Linked DNA regions of Homo sapiens: region 1 is linked to region 2. Evidence: read pairs that join two places in POLR2A ChIA-PET (ENCODE). Cell type or tissue: Panc1. All regions are shown on one strand. Links, peaks and the distances in the headings refer to the core of each region. The heading gives the core; the rest is flanking DNA.

Region 1 (8,338 bases), core at 272-8,271, 230 kb after region 2:
CATACACCTTACCTGAATGAACACTTTTAATAAAATATGAAGGATCACTCATGACTACAACTGAACTCAAAAGTGAGATGTAGAGCAGATTTGTAAATTGATAAATTTATTTGGTAAGAAATTATTCACTTCATTCGCTTCACTCCATAGAGAATTCTTTGCAGAGAAATGTTATGAACAAGAGAACAAAGCCTGTCTCTCACCAAAGAGCACCTAGAGTAAGAGTTTACAATGATGTATCTGGATTATCTAATTCATCAAAGTTTATTTCCTTTTCAAAAACAACTGCTGTGTCAGTCTGGAGTTCCCTATTTCATGTTTTCTAATTATTACAATAAATAGTCTTCAAAATAGAAGATAAAATGCTGCTTTAAGAAGTAACAGTTATTTTTCAACACCATACCATTTGTCTGGAAAATCATTGTGTTGTAATACTGGTGGTATCTTACTTTGTTTTGCAAGAGACATTTAAGCTATTTGCAGATCAGAATAGAAGAGTGGGCATTTGTCCTTTAACATCACGTGATTTTCAAAGGTGAAAAAAATTTCTTTTGCTAACTTACGATTCAAAGAAAAATGGTCTCAAATTAAAGTGTGGACAAAACTGTAGTATTCCCTTTTATAGCCTTGCTTAGGTAAGAATGTTCACTGAGTGAATAAATTAGGTTTAAAAATTAAAACAATAATTTAGATCATTTTCCCACAAAGCCTTATCAAGGATTTGATGGGGAAGGAAGCACTTGAACCACAGCAGTTTTATCTGTAAACACTGAACTTGGCCATGCATCATTTTCATCTGCCCACTGGATGTTGCACTTCTCACTGGCACAGTGTTTCAACAGTGGAGTGTGGTTGTCATGAAAATGCAGTATTGACACTATACCACTATAAATGTGGTCAAAATTAGACTCAGTGTTGACATTGACATTGTTGCCATTGTCCTTGGAAAAGGTGTTACTTTCAAGGAGCCTCCTAAATGCAACAGTAACTTTAATCATAATAATTCAAGGACAATGGATGGCACTTCTAGGTAAAGAAAAGGTATATACATATGTGTTTCTACCCATCCTCTTTAGTACAGACCTAAATGGGATTAATAGCCCCAGTGTGTGTTGCTGTAATGTTGCCTAACCTCATGTCCCTCAAAAGTACACATCTAGAAAGTGAACAAAGGAAACCTGTAAATTAGGGACTGACTCCCTTTGAAACTCACAGTGAATGTACAAGGAGTTTGTAATGACTTCAGTTGGTGACCTGAAGTTTGTTTCCCTAACCAATATTACACTCTTGTTTGGATTTATTTTACTATTTCCTATTCTAACTTGTTTAGCAGGCAAACAGATTGATGCAGACCATGTTAAATTGAAAAAGGGATACTGCCACTCTTTAAGGATTGAGTGTAGAACTTTCACCACCACTAAATTACACAATGAATAAAAATACAAAACACATAATTCACAGACTATACCTCAGCATTAACAGTTTATAGATATTATATAGATACTTTTATATCTGTCTAATATTTTTACAATCACCAGGTACACCATCATTAAATACAAGTTACAGAAATATGTAGATACCATTAGTTAGAGGGTTACTTATTGCTTACGTCAGCAAGCAGCAAATAAGGGCACAGGATTTGAACTGAAGGGAACTACTTCCTATCACCAGTGGCGTTAAGAGAGAACACTGCATTTCACAAAGCACTGCTTTTATCTAGTTTATAGAACCAAGAGCAGCATATATCAGACCAATAACCACTATTTTAGTATGTATTATAGAATTTTAAAGGATTTACCTTACAAATGGTACCTAACTACTCTATAAATACGCATGTTGTGAACAAATGAATAGTTGCTATTTTTCACAATATTGGTTTATAACGACCACACTAGAACTACTTTGCTTTATTTTGTAGAGAGCTAATGGCATGAGAAATGAGTTAACACTGCTGTGTAGTCGGACCTACAAAATCCAGACCCCTAAAGATGGGTCTGTGTTTGTCCCAGTTCTATCCAGCCATTTTTTTCCCCACTGAGAAAGCCTAGCATGTGTAGTAACTTTTTCCCTTTACCCTCTTTATTCTGATCAAAAACATTACCAATAGACAACAATAGAAATTTTAAAAAGCTTTTTTTTTTACTTCGCTAAGCACTTTGGACTATAATGTGTACCAATAGTCTGCTGCCTTTGTTTTCTTGTTTTCTTAGATAATTTGATTTGAAACTGACACTGCACCTGATGGGTTAACAAGATCTAGGCTTCAGAAGGTGACAGATATGAGTGAGGACCATGTGTGGGGCAAAGCCTCAGAATGATGAAAAGGTTCCGGCACTATAGTTGGGGCCATGTTGACTCCTTTTCAACCATTTGTCACAGACGTGAGAAGAAGAAATGACTTCAAAATCAAGAGAAAACAAATACTGAAAGTCTCTACTTACATCCAAATTTTAAAAAATAAAATCTGTAGATTAACAATCTGATCATTGCTAAAGTGAAGCTGTTTTTGTCTATTTGATATAGCTATACTGGTATCCAAAATATGCCAGTCATCTGTGTCTTTAAAATTCAGAGATTTTAGTCCTCTGTTATGGGCCTGGGGAACGTGTACTATCCTATAAACACATGATTAGGCGGGGGACACTTCTTAGCGAGAGCACTCACCCTTGTTAGTGAGCACTCCAGAGGGGCCACCCATAGGCATTGGCCAGGCTGGTCTGCTGTTGACTAGGGGAGGGTAACACTAAGACATTCGTGACTCTTAGAGAATCAGAGGCTGCTTCACTGAATGAATGAATCTGATAGTTTGTTGTCTTTAGTTGACAACATGCTTCTAACTAACTTGAAACTGCAGAAATAGCAAAAAGCAGACAGTTTCAAAATATCAAATATAACTAAATATTGAAATGAAAAGCACACGTCCTGTCTCTGCAGTCTGAAGCTACATGTAAGCAGGACACTCATGTGTCTTCCAATTACAACTAAACAGACCTGGCTGTCAGTAATCTGCATTCTCAGTGGCCTCTGGGCTCACTTTAGACAATACTTTCAGCCTCCTTCATTCCAATTACTTCACTACCTTGGGGGAAATAATTTTAGAGAAGATAAAAGTAGCATTTTTCATTCTCTAAAATCACTTTGTATTTTATAGTAGTACATGCCTTTGCTGTCTGAACTAAAAAAAGACAAAATATAGAAATGCTTTTGATTTTCTTTGTAAATGGTATTTTGACTCTATAGTGTATTTGTACCTGACATCATCTCCGTTAAAGCAGTTTTATTCCTGAGATGAGGGTACAGTGGAAAACACATTAGCATCATAGATTAAAACCAGTTGACAGCGGTCTCCTAAAATGCTAAATAATAAAAATTTCCACCAAAAGCACCATAACAGGTTATGAAACTCCCAAATAACTACAGCCCTAGGAAATATTTTTTAATTAAAAAAAGTTCACAATCTTTTATGTTACAGGAAAAAAATCCGTAAATCTTTCTGACTATAAACCGCCTCACAAGTCTGAGAATATGACACTTTTACACTGATTTACCACTTTCATTGTTATCAGTTAAAATCCATATGGCTTTTAGTCTTTTACCTACCCAAAAAGGTGAGGGGGCAGGGGGTTCCTTCATAGTGCCCAGGATTTTGAGGGACATTTCCCAACCAAATGTAATTCAGCATTAAATTTTCCACAGATAAATTAGGCACATCAGACCAGATTTCAACTGCATTGAGATTTCAACACTGTATATCCTGACTGAAATAACTAACTTGAAAGCTTCCACTAGTGACTGAAGGGATGGTGGGAAGGGGGTTGTGTATCTAGTGACATGAAGGATGGTGGGAAGGGGGTTGTGTATTGGTGTCGAGACACATCACAGGGACCAGCTGTGTAATTTTGCAAGTGAAACTGCCAATACTTCTTTTTAGATTGAAAACACTGTACTTTGAGTTTCCTAGAGATCTATTTACATTTAAGAATTGAGCCATCCATGGATTCATAATGAAGCACATATGTTTTAGAAATGTCTACCTTGTTTCTACTCTGATAGTGGTATTTTTATTGGGGGAGAGCTAGCTAACCTACTTGAAAGAAAAATTATTCTATTTTATAGCTCCAAGGAAGATCTGGGCATGGAATATCATGAGTCTTTCTGAGCTTCCTCATGTTTTCACTGTACCCTTTCCAACTATTTTGCCTCCATGGCAGAGAACTTCTTATCCTATTTCTCTTCCCACTTCCAGTAAGTGAGGACAGGCTAGTGCCTATTTTGTGGGAAGGCTCTTGAGCAGAGAGAAATGAATAAAACTTTGGATTAAACCTGAATCTGTGCCACTTCTTTGAGTAGTGGTGGCGTAAATGAGACAATCTAGAAACTCTGTTTCCCGGGGATTTGAACTGTTCATTTTCCAACCCTGAACAGACAGGAGACAAGCTCTGCATTCTGTATATCTGCTCCCCTGTTGAACCCAAATTGAAAGCAGTGGGAAACTCTCCAGCACCACTCCATTCAGGCAATGATGACTGAACTGATTTTTTCTCCATCATTAACTCATTAATAAGATTTGCTTTCTTTGGTGCACCAGGACCAAACATCTCAACTGGTAGCAAAAACTGGGCACTGTGAGGTTTGCTTGCTTCTATTTGTGTGAGATCTAGGTAGCCTGGGTCTTCCAGCACGTTGATTTGGGACCCTGGGCTCAGGCTAGTTCTATCAGTGAATGAATCCACACGCCCATCATAGCCTAGGTCGGCTGGTGCTGAGCACTGGTGCTGAGGCCAAGGGCGTTTGCACTCTCCATGATTCTCCTTATCATCCCCACCATCTTCTTGCCCTCCTTGAAAAGAGTTCTCTGTCCAATCTGATTCCTCACTAACATTTACAGCTTTGTTCATGTCCCTCAGGAATACCACAATAACCGTGATGTTATCACTTGACCCAGCATCACGAGCTGATGCCACTAATTTGTGGGCAACCATGCTGCTGTCTCCATTATTCTCTTTCAGGTGGTCGGACACAACTTTCACTGCCTCATCAGGGTTCACGGTGTCATAGAAGCCATCACAGGCCAGAATGAGGTAGTCTTCGGTCCCATCCAGAACAGTGGAGGCAGAATCTGCATCCCCACAGATATATGGCTTATGTTCAGCATCTCCTGCGGGAAGCAGAGTGTAGGGGCATCATTAGCATTTGTTTTACCTTGCATGCTAAGAACGTTTATGACCAATGCCATGACTCTGATCACAGCTTACTGGATTGTGAACTGACTTGACTGGAAAGAATTTATAAAATAGTTTTTGACAAAATACTTAAATTCTCTGGTAATCAGATCTGCTTACTCCTTACTCCCAGTTAAATAATTGCTAGTTACTGGGCATAAGTCCTTACCTAGCTTAGACTCTGAATCTGCACCTCTGGCTATGATTTAGGCTTAGCTGAGTGTAACAACAATGTCAGATCTAAAAGTTTGTTGCTGTACTGAAAAATTCAGTACACTGTGTAGGAAGACATGGTTGATTCAGTAGATCTGTTCTTTTGCAGGTGGTTTTGATTTAATTGAAATTTGAAAACAAGCCCACATTGAAAGAAGCAAACCAAAGCTCTGATCATTCTCTTCATTAAATAATTTTTGTTCTATTCTTGTTTAGAAATCAATAAATAGCTTCATGCTGCGAGCACGAAGGAAGGTTTGAGTTACACGAGATTTTATAAATCAAGTCTAACTCCCTTAAGCCAGGAGGAGTTATGTGGCTGACCCAAGGCCTCACACATGGGAGCTGAATGCAGTTTTCTTGATTCCCAACCCACTTGGCTTTCTATTTTTTAGTGGTGCTTTACCTGTAACTTCTAGAGAACAGACAAAATGTATGGCCATTTTTCTCTTATATTTAGAGACTGCCATATTCTTCATATGGCTCTGCTCATCGCCCCACTTCTGTCTTTATTGTTATTGTGCATTTCCCCACTCATTAACAACTGTGAGAACCCAAGGTCTTTCTGGGCCTTTCTCTCTTCCTTTTCTTGCTTAGCTTCGTCCTCTCACAGAATGACATCTGAGCTGGTCCTGAAGGGTAAGTTAGTTATCACCAGGCAGAGAAGTTGCCTCAATTGAGGGAACAGGATAAGCAAAGGCAGAGGCAACTGTTAGGGAGTAATGTACAGTTGGAGAGTAGGGTGCTTGGGGTAGGAGCGAGACTGCAGACCTTGGGACCACACTAAACTAGGTTTCTATCACCAGACTACTGAGATAATTGATCATTTAGGGCTTTCAGATCCAGAGCACTTCCAAATCCATTCATTGTTTACATTGATTACATTCCTTTAGGTACCTTGTGAGAGTGCAGCAAAAGGGTCCTTAGCCTATGAGGTAACCAAATAGCTTATGACTACAACAAGGGACTCTCAATTCACTTTTTTATTTTTATTTTTATTTTTTGTCGCCCAGGCTGGAGTGCAGTGGCACAATCTCGGGTCACTGCAGCCTCTGCCTCCCAGGTTCCAGCAATTCTCCTGCCTCCGCCTCCGGAGTAGCTGGGATTACAGGCGTACGCCACCACACCTGGCTAATTTTTATATTTTTATTAGAGACGGGGTTTCACCATATTGGCCAGGCTGGCGTCGAACTCCTGACCTCTGATAATCTGCCTGTGTCGGCCTCCCAAAGTGCTGGGATAACAGGCATGAGCCACCGCATCTGGCCTCTCATTCACTTCTTTACAAAAAAATAAAAACAAAACCACACACAGGGTACTGAGCAATAATTCCTAGAGTAGGGTATCATAAATCATCATTACATAGTATTATAAAAACAAGAAATAAACTCCAGATATTTACAAAGGGCTTTACTGTATAGCAGTGGCATATTGCTTAGTGGTTAAGGACACCAGCACTAGTGTCAGACTGCCTGGGTCCAAATCCTAGCTCTTCTACTTGTCACCTACACAACTCTCATCAATTACTATCCTTTCCATTGCACTAAAACCGAACTTTTTGACTCAGGGAATATTAAAATGAAGATAAACTCACTTGAGTAATCTGACTATATATTCATTATTTCTAGTATCTGTTATAGGTTCTCTTTGACACAAGAAAGTTGGCCAGGCGCATGCCTGTAATCCCAGCACTTTGGGAGGCCAAGGCGGGAGGATACTTGAGGTCGGGAGTACGAAGCCAGCCTGGCCATCATGGTGAAACCTTGTCTCTACTAAAAATACAAAAATTAGCCGGGCCTGGTGGCATGCATGCAAAGTCCCAGCTACTCAAGAGGCTGAGGCAGGAGAATTGTTTGAACCCAGGAGGCAGAGGTTGCAGTGAGCCCAGATTGCGCCACTGCACTCCAGCCTGGATGACAGAGGGAGACTCTGTCTCAAAAAAAAGTTTCTTTCCAACATTTAACATCCCTGTTTAATCCTCAAATAGGCTAGAAAGCTCATTAGGAACCCTATGGATAACTCTGCTAGAACCAATGTGGGCACATGCCCTATCTAGCAGGTTGCATGATTAGATACACAGAGCAACAAATAATTAATATAATTACCTGAGTTAGTATATCTATTAGGTAAGAAATTAGTCTTCGACATTATAAATGTTCATTTCACTCCTTCCATTCACAAACACAACCTCTCATCTTACTCATATCTAGGCTCTTCTCCATTCATTCATTCATTATTTCTTTTTTTTTTTTTTTTGAGACAGAGTCTCACTGTGGCCCAGACTGGAGTGCAGTGGTGTGATCTCAGCTCATTGCAACCTCCACCTCCCGGATTCAAGCAATTCTCCTGCCTCAGCCTCCCAAGTAGCTGGGATTACAGGCACGCACCACAATACCCAGCTAATTTTTGTGTTTTTAGTAGAGACAGGGTTTCACCATGTTGGTCAGGCTGGTCTTGAACTCCTGACCTTGTGATCTACCCACCTGGGCTTCTCAAAGTGCTGGGATTCTAGGTGTGAGCCACCGCGCCCAGCCCTCATTCATTATTTCTTACAGGAGTCAAAACCATCTTTCCCAAGCATGCTTTTGATTTAATCAACTTCACTTATATGCTAAGGTGCCTCCATAGCCTGTTAGAGCTCATTAAAACTCAATCTATTTAAGCAGAAAATGCAAAAATTTAAAAGATATTTAAAAATAAATAATAAATAAAATCCAATATGGGATTCAGTGTCCTTCACCAATTTACTAAAGTTCCCATCCCCTATTCTACCTGACTATATGATTATCATCATTATTATTTTTTGAATTCCGCCTCTAAAAATAAATGTGATCTGAGTCACACTGTTCCCAAAAATCTTGTTTTAGTGCTTCAATTAAAAGACTGCTGCAACTGTTAGTTTG
Region 2 (8,331 bases), core at 1-8,000:
TCTCCAGAATTTTAACTTCAAGTTCTGCCTTTGAATGAAATGATGTGAATTGATAGCATGAACGGATTAAAATACCCACAATGTATTTTTTAAAAAACAGAATATTAGGTATGGAAGGTATTTAAATTTAAGACCTGTTTAATTAAATAATTCGTTTTTTAATTTAATTTTTTGTAGAGATACAAGTCTCACTATGTTGCTCAGGCTGGTCTTAAACTCCTGGGCTCAAGCAATCCTCCCACCTTGGCCTCCCAAAGTTCTGGGATTACAAGCATGAGCCACTGCCCTCAGCCTGAAATAATTAGTTTTGAGGCTAACTTGTACTTTTTAAAATCAATCAAAACAAACATCAGCATTTTTTACTTGTTTGGGGCTGCAGAGGGTTATATTTCTTACCTGAGGCATTAGTATTATCTGCAAAGGAGCATCAGGAACCACAACAAAAAGCCTCATAAGTTGAGCATAATGAGGTTTCAGCCCTCTACCTTGAGAGGATGACAGAATATATAAGGGCATGTCACTATTTAGGGCTTTTAAAGCTGATTCCTTTGGCCCACTTCCCATTACTTTCATTACTTTGTCAGGCCCAGAGCACATGAATCTCCGACCTCGAGAGTCTTCATATTCAAAGCCCACAAAAGCTCGAGCTATGTCATCTCGCCGTCTTCCTCTTCCCATTACAACCGCACTTCTCTTTCCAGGAATAGCTTTATTTGGAGCAGGCCAAGAGTTTGTGTCTAAGTCTCCTTCATCTTCAGCTCTAGTCCTGATGACAATGTCCCAAGGCATAAGATAATTTGTTCCTGGAATAAAGCCCTGTTGGTCCAAACCTGTATGAAAGTTATAAGACTTAGCAGGGCCTAGTTTAACCAAAGACCAGCTGGAGAATTTGGGTAGGAGACCTTTAGGGCAATTTGAATGTAGCATGCCTGGGAGATACTCAACTGTGGATGCCTGTCGATCAACGAAGTTTGGCCTCTTCTCAGTTTTCACTTCTACTTGACCATGAACTTCTGGATTATCTCCTCCTGCTTGTGGATCAGCTGGATAGGTACCTAAGCTATCTGTGGATTGGCCCAAACTCAAAGCTAAACTCAGGCTCGTGCTCTCTCCTTGGGTTTGAGGTTCTTTTTCTTTAAGTTTATCAGCATCCGAATCTGGAGGAGCAGGAGAGGATTCATTTTTAGCAGGAGCAGGATCTGGAGTACTTGGTTCAAATACTGGGAAATTGATATGATCCAATTTTCCACAACACTTTTCTTCCAGAAGCTATAGAGGGTAAGAAAAAAAATCCAGTAAGTTTTTCATTTTAAATAATATTCTTCATTCTAACAAGATCAATAATTGATGTGTAAGTAAATATGTACACATAAAGAATTTGCTCCTGTTTATATATTATACTGCAGTTGCATTTGCTTTTCTACTTACTCTGCTATTGAAAATATGTTTTTACTCAGATGATATTTAACAAAAAAAGACAGAAGAGGAAGAAGAAAAAATTCAGAGTCTACCTGATAGAAGTCATAATTGGCTGCTTTGATATCAAAGGGATCATCTCGAGGTGCTTGTTTCCTTCCACAGTTGCAAGCACCAGTAGATCGAGCTCGGCTATTGTGATATAGCACAGGCGGATTTCTATCAGCCTCTGGTTTTTCTCCTGGAAAATATAACAGCCACTATTAATTTCATAAACACAATGTGCGAATTTACTTTGCATTCTACAACATCTAACCCCACAAACAAAAACCTTACCTAAATACACATAACAGAAGAAGCAAGTGAAAGTATATAAAATACTTTATATTATAAATGTAAAGTTTAGAGTTTTTAAGTGAATTTTTCCTCCTGCTACCATTATCATGTACCATCATCTAACATAACATTCATTTTAGTTCTACAAATCCTCCAAGGCAAAGTGTTAATATGAGATGTCTGAAATTTTATACTACTTAATAATTCTCACTTACCAATTCACTAGGACGTATCCTTTAAATGAAAAAAAATAAGAAAGTAGTCATAGCTGATATTTTCCTTTTACAGCAGGAGAGAAAACGTATAGCTGATGCACCTAAATTTCTGTAGGGCTCTTTCTAAAATATCAATACATAGTGAACAGACTATCTTAAAACAAGAATGAAAACACAGCTCAAAGTTTTTATTTCAAAATGCTGAACAAATTTTAGCTACCTGATTTAGGTAATGAGTGAAATTTGTGCACACAGTGTTGATCAGTTAAACTCCTCTCCTCACAGAGCTGATGGCCATTGCTCCAAAATTTGTAGCAGTCCTCATGTAACTGCATGGCGTATTTGTGAAATGCTGGACCTCTAGCATGTTGACTGTACACTCGAAGAGCCTGGGCAAGCTGATTCTTATGGACAGTCATTGTGTAATTATGAGGCAAATTTGACTGGTAGGCACTGTGGGCCATGGGTAAAGCTTTTTGGCATCGGTTTTCTGAGAATTTTGTGTCAATATCCAAAAATCCTTCCAAGACTTTAATACTGCTTAAAATCTTAGATGTTAGCTCTCCAGTGGGTGACCCCAAGTCCTCTTCTTTCCCATCAATAGCCACCTCATACAGTTTTGAAGCTGCTGAGATCCACTTCTGATAAGTAGGAAGTTCAAAATGGGAAGGCTGTGGGTTCCTGCCCACACTGTCATCGAAACCTTTCTTGCTTAGAACTAGCTCCACATGCTGCCATAGGAATTCCCGAAGAGTGAAATCCACTAGCTGGCCTGAAGAACTGGAACTGCTGCTGTCAATGTGAAAGGAAAGTTGTTGTCGGCTGTGCTGCCTCATCACCTGGTATCGCCTAGGCCCAGAAAGGGGTGCAGGCACCAGCAAAGATTCCGGGTCCTTCACAGTACAATGACTCCTAAGTTGGTCCAGCAACATACCTACTGGGTCCTCCTCCTGGCTTCCCGGTACTATGTACACGAAAGCTTGGTTGGCAGGCACAGTAAAGAGGCAGTTGATGCTCTGATTAGTCAAGACACGACTCTTCCGGAAGATTCTATAGATCTGGTCCTCCAGGGCATGCTGCAGCCTCCTTTTGGGAGAATGTTTCTTGGGCTTGTCTGGATGAGCTGGGTCTTGGTTCCGAGGAGGTTCTACCTTGAGGGCTCCATTGAGTTGAAAGAGGAAAAGGAGTCTAGGTGGGCAAGGTCGGCAGTTTAGCTTCCAGTCTTTGCCAACTGGACAATCCTTAATGGCTGTTTTAAGGAGCGGCAGGACCTTCTGTCTCAGCCCATCCAGGGCTCTGAATACTCGATCATAAGTGATATCAAAGGAACAAGTGGGATGGACCAGAAGCAAGATATGACAGACAGAGAATAGGTAAAGGAGACTGAGGCACTGCAGCTTCTCTTGATGCTTCCAGAACTCGTGTGCTTCTGCATGAGGTAAAGAGAGTCCACCTCCAGCTTCCCCGCTCTGAAGAGCCCGACAAGCCCGGAGAAGCTGTGAATTGTCACAGATGGAGGTGAGGAGAAGATACAGAACTTTGCTTTCCTGACTGTAGTAGGCCTGCAGAAGGCTGTAGTCCTGGGAGCCTGCCTCAGTTCGGTTACCTTCCGCGACAGCTCCACTTCCCCGAACTGAACCCCCGGCTGCAGCCCCAGGGTCCTCGGCTCCACCGGCCTCACCCACGGCGCCAGCCTCAGTTCTGATTCCAGGTCCTGGATCCCCAGGATCTTGGTGGCGAAAGAGAGGAAAGACCTGTCGGTCGCACACCGTATTCACAAGAGAGAACTTCTCGGAATTCAGGCGTAGAGCCGTCTTGCCGAAGATTCCCACAACGCAGATCTCATCCTCCCGCCATGGAGGCTCCGGTCCGCCAGCCGCGCTCCCTCCGCCCTCAGTAGGGGACCCTCCGGGACTTTCAGAGCCCATCCAGGCTGATGCTCCCATTAGAAGGTCTCGCAAGCTCACGGGACCAGCCATAGTGCAGAGCGTTCTCTAGAGTCCTTCCGGTCCGTTAGTAAAACCGACCGGCTTTCGTCCAATTTTGAAATCCTTCCTCCGCTTCTTCAGTTCCTGCTTTCCCGTCACTTGAGTTCCGCCTCCTCTTCTCCTCTCCTAGTTTGTTTCCTCAACTGTAGGAATTGAGATATCAAAAACAAAAAACAAAAAAACAAAACAAAACTGGGACTACTGCGGTGGCTCACGCCTGTAATCCTAGCACTTTGGGAGGCCAAGGCGGGCGGATCACCTGAAGTCAGGAGTTCGAGACCAGGCTGGCCAACATGGTGAAACCCCATCTCTACTAAAAATACGAAAATTAGCCGGGCGTGGTGGCGGGCGCCTGTAATCCCAGCTACTCGGGAGGCTGAGGCAGGACAATCGCTTGAACCCGGGAGGCGGAAGTTGCAGTGAACCGAGATCACACCATTGCACTCCAGCCTGGGCAACAAGAGCGAAAACCGTCTAAAAAAAAAAAAAAAAAAAAAAAAAAAAGCAAAAATTAGGCGTGGTGGCGCATACCTGTAGTTCCAGCTGCTCAGGAGGCTGAGGCAGGAGAATTGCTCGAACCAGGAGGTGGAGGTTGCAGTGAGCCGAGATCACCCCGCTGCACTCCAGCCTGGGCGACAGAGTGAGACTCCGTCTCAAAAAAAAAAAAAATTGCGAAATATCTTTGTATGTAAATTATAACTTGCAGAACCTCTCTAACTAGAAGGCATATTGACAAATAGCTGCCAGGATAAAACTTACAACCAGATTTAAATGTATAATTATAACGTTTATTATTCTGGGGTTTTGTAAAAAATAAAAATCTTTGAATCTAAAAAAATTATCTATAGCACTATACAATAACATGACTGAATCTTTAAAATAAATGTTGATTGAAAGAAATCAGAAACAAAAGTGTATATACCCTATAATTCTATTTTTTTTTTTTTTTTTTTTTTTTTTTGGAGATGCAGTCTTGCTCTGTGGCCAGGCTAGAGTTCAGTGGCGCGATCTCGACTCACTGCAACCTCCGGCTCCCCGGTGCAAGTGATTCTCTTGCCTCAGCCTCCCAAGTAGCTGGGATTACAGGTGCGTGAGACCACACCCAGCTAACTTTTGTATTTTTAATAGAGACAGGATTTCACCATGTTGGCCAGGATAGTCTCAATCTCCTGATCTCATGATCTGCCCGCCTCGGCCTCCCAAAGTGGTGGGATTACAGGCGAGAGCCACTGCGCCAGGCCTGATTTTATTTCTATAGAGTTCAAAAGCAAGCAAAATAAACCATTGCATTTAGGGGTGTGTTCTTACTAAAAGCAAGGAAATATTTATTGTACCAAGTAGGTCAGTGATTACTTAGTGAGGGAAGGGATTATGATATAATATATATATTATATATATACATAATAATATATATTACACATATACATAATAATATATATTATATATATACATAATAATATATATTATATATATTTTGAGACAGAGTCTTGCTCTGTTGCCCAGAGTGGAGTACAGTGGTGCAATCTAAGCTCACTGCAAACTCCACCTCCCAGGTTCAAGTGATTCTACTGCCTCAGCCTCCCAAGGAGCTGGGATTACAGGTGCACCACCATGGGCGGCTAATTTTTGTATTTTTAGTAGAGATGGTGTTTCACCATGTTGGCCAGGCTGGTCTCGAACTCCCGACCTCACATCATCCACCCACCTCGGCCTCCCAAAGTGCTGGGATTACAGGTGTCAGCCACCACACCTCGCCTCCGGCCTAAAATTTTTTTTTTTTTTTTTTGTGAGACAGAGTCTCACTCTGTCACCCAGGCTGAAGTGCAGTGGTGCTATCTGGGATCACGGCAACCTCCATCTCCTATTCCCTGTCTCCGTCTCCTCAAGCAATTCTTCTGCCTCAGCCTCCCAAGTAGCTGGGATTACAAGCACGTACCACCACGCCCACCTAAACTTGTATTTTTAGTAGAGATGGGGTTTCCCCACGTTAGCCAGGCTGGTCTCGAACTTCCAACCCCAGGTGATCTGCCCACCCCGGCCTCCCAAAGTGCTGGGATTATAGGTTTGAGCCATCACGCTCGGCATTGATTTTTTAATTCATATATTTTCTATACTTACTATATACTTTTTTGTTTTTTTGAGACAGAGTCTCACTCTGTTGCCCAGGCTGGAGTGCAGTGGCGTGATCTCAGCTCCCTGCAAGCTCTGCCTCCCGGGTTCATGCCATTCTCCTGCCTCAGCCTCCCAAGTAGCTGGGACTACAGGCGCCTGCCACCACGCCCGGCTAATTTTTTGTATTTTTAGTAGAGACCAGGTTTCACCGTGTTAGCCAGGATGGTCTTGATCTTCTGACCTCATGATCCACCTGCCTTGGGCTCCCAAAGTGCTGGGATTACAGGCGTGAGCCACTGCGCCCGGCCAATATATACTTTTCTATAGGTATTATTATTTCTAGTTAAAAAAAAAGGTTAAAAAGGGAAAAACCAAAACTTTTATTAATCTTTATTTAAAGATGCAAGGTAGAACACATTTTAACACTGTACAATGGCAGTAGCAGCTTTGCAAATGTTTATCTATATGGACTTTTTTTTCCTGCCTGGCTTCGTTATATAGCAAAGCATTTTTCTTTTTTCTTTCTTTTTTTTTTTTTTTTTTTTTTGAGACAGCATCTTGCTCTGTCACCCAGCAGGCTGGAGTGCAGGTGGTATGAACACTGCTCGCTGGAGCCTCAACCTCCTGGACTCAAGTGATTCTCCCACCTCAGTCTCCCGAGTAGCTGGGACTACAGGCACATGCCACCATGCCCGGCTAATTTTTTGTTTTTTGTAGAGACAGGGTCTTGCAATGTTGCCCATACTGGTTTCAAACTCTTGGCCTCAAGTGATCCTCCCACCTCAGCCTCCCAAAGTGCTGGGATTACAGGTGTGAGCCACTGTGCCTGGCCCCCAAGCCTATAATTTTTTAATTTATATATTTTTCTATACTTAACATATACTTTTTTTTTTTTTGAGACAGTTTCGCTCTTGTTGCTCAAGCTGGAGTACAATGGGGCGATCTCGGCTCACTGCAACCTTTGCCTCCCAGGTTCAAGCCATTCTGGCTCAGCCTTCCCAGTAGCTGGGATTACAGGTGTCTGCCACTATGCCCGGCTAATTTTTGTATTTTTAGTAGAGACAGGGTTTCACCATGTTGGCCAGACTGGTCTCGAACTCTTGACCTCAGGTGATCTGCCTGCCTCGGCCTCCCAAAGTGCTGGGATTATAGGCATGAGCCACCGCACCCGGCCAACATTTACTTTTCTATAGGTATTATATTTCTAGTTTAAAAAGAAGGTTAGAAAGAGAAAAACCAAAACTTTTATTAATCTTTATTTTAAAACATAACCAGATGCACCTTGGTTGTTTACATTCTCTGGTTGCCATTCAGTCTCAAAGTAAACACTGGGAGCATATGATAAATCGTAGTTTAAGGAAGCCATAGCACTTACAGAGTTCTCAAATGGTTACAATATAAAATCTGTCATAAAAATCAGTAAAAGATGCAAGGTAGAACACATTTTAACACTGGTACAATGGCAGTAGCAGCTTTGCAAATGTTTGTCTATATGATTTCCACAGGACTTTTTTTTTTTGCCTGGCCTCATTATGTAGCAAAGCATTTTTTCTTTTCTTTTTGAGATGGAGTCTTGCTCTGTTACCCAGCAGGCTGGAGTGCAGTGGTATAAACACAGCTCACTGCAGCCTCAACCTCCCGGGCTCAAGTGATTCTTCCACCTCAGTCTCCTGAGTAGCTGGGACTACAGGCACACATCACCGCTCCCGGCTAATTTTTCGTTTTTTGTAGAGTTGGGGTCTTGCAGTGTTGCCCAGGCTTGTTTTGAACTCTTGGCCTCAAGCGAACCTCCTGCCTTAGCCTCCCAAAGTGCTAGGATTATAGGTGTGAGCCACTGCACTGGGCCATAAAGCATTTTTCTTTTTCTTTCTTTTTTTTTTGAGACAAGGTCTCACTCTGTTGCCCAGACTGTAGTGCAGTAGTGTGATCTCAGCTCACTGCAACCTCCACTTCCATCGTTCAAGTGATTCTCACGCCTCAGTCTTCTGAGAAGCTGAGACTATAGGCACATGCCACCACACCCAGATAATTTTTATATATTTTTTTTGGTAGAGACGGGGTTTCACCATGTTGGCCAGGCTGGTCTCAAACTCCTGACCTCAAGTGATACACCCACCTCGGCCTCCCAAAGTGCTGGGATTACAGGTGTGAGCCACTGTGCCTGGCCCCCAAGCCTATAATTTTTTAATTTATATATTTTTCTATACTTAACATATACTTTTTTTTTTTTTTTGAGACAGTTTCGCTCTTGTTGCTCAAGCTGG

Evidence for each region. Peaks named below come from ENCODE experiments on the same cell type or tissue, not always from the same donor. Only the 100,000 strongest peaks of a DNase experiment are listed, where the experiment ranks them.
Region 1: POLR2A ChIA-PET joins it to region 2 with 14 read pairs; 2 of 35 experiments call an interaction of 5 or more read pairs at or near these places.

Annotation. Positions count from the first base shown.
Region 1 is chr17:58,976,794-58,985,131 of GRCh38, reverse strand. It overlaps PPM1E (protein phosphatase, Mg2+/Mn2+ dependent 1E), which reads right to left. Exons shown (of 7, transcript NM_014906.5): 7 at 1-5,158. The coding sequence ends at 4,101. It also overlaps a transcript of TRIM37 not described here. Among named protein-coding and RNA genes, the nearest start is that of TRIM37, 130 kb to the left of the region's middle. In Panc1, for the core only: no CTCF peak of the experiment used is centred there; no DNase peak of the experiment used is centred there.
Region 2 is chr17:59,205,667-59,213,997 of GRCh38, reverse strand. It overlaps PRR11 (proline rich 11), which reads right to left. Exons shown (of 10, transcript NM_018304.4): 10 at 7,289-8,331. SMG8 (SMG8 nonsense mediated mRNA decay factor) reads right to left here and starts at 3,963. Exons shown (of 4, transcript NM_018149.7): 1 at 2,188-3,963; 2 at 1,512-1,657; 3 at 397-1,269. The coding sequence starts at 3,946. RefSeq lists an enhancer at 4,085-4,154. In Panc1, for the core only: no CTCF peak of the experiment used is centred there; a DNase peak (open chromatin) is centred at 3,997; H3K4me3 peaks cover 2,527 bases; H3K27ac peaks cover 1,425 bases.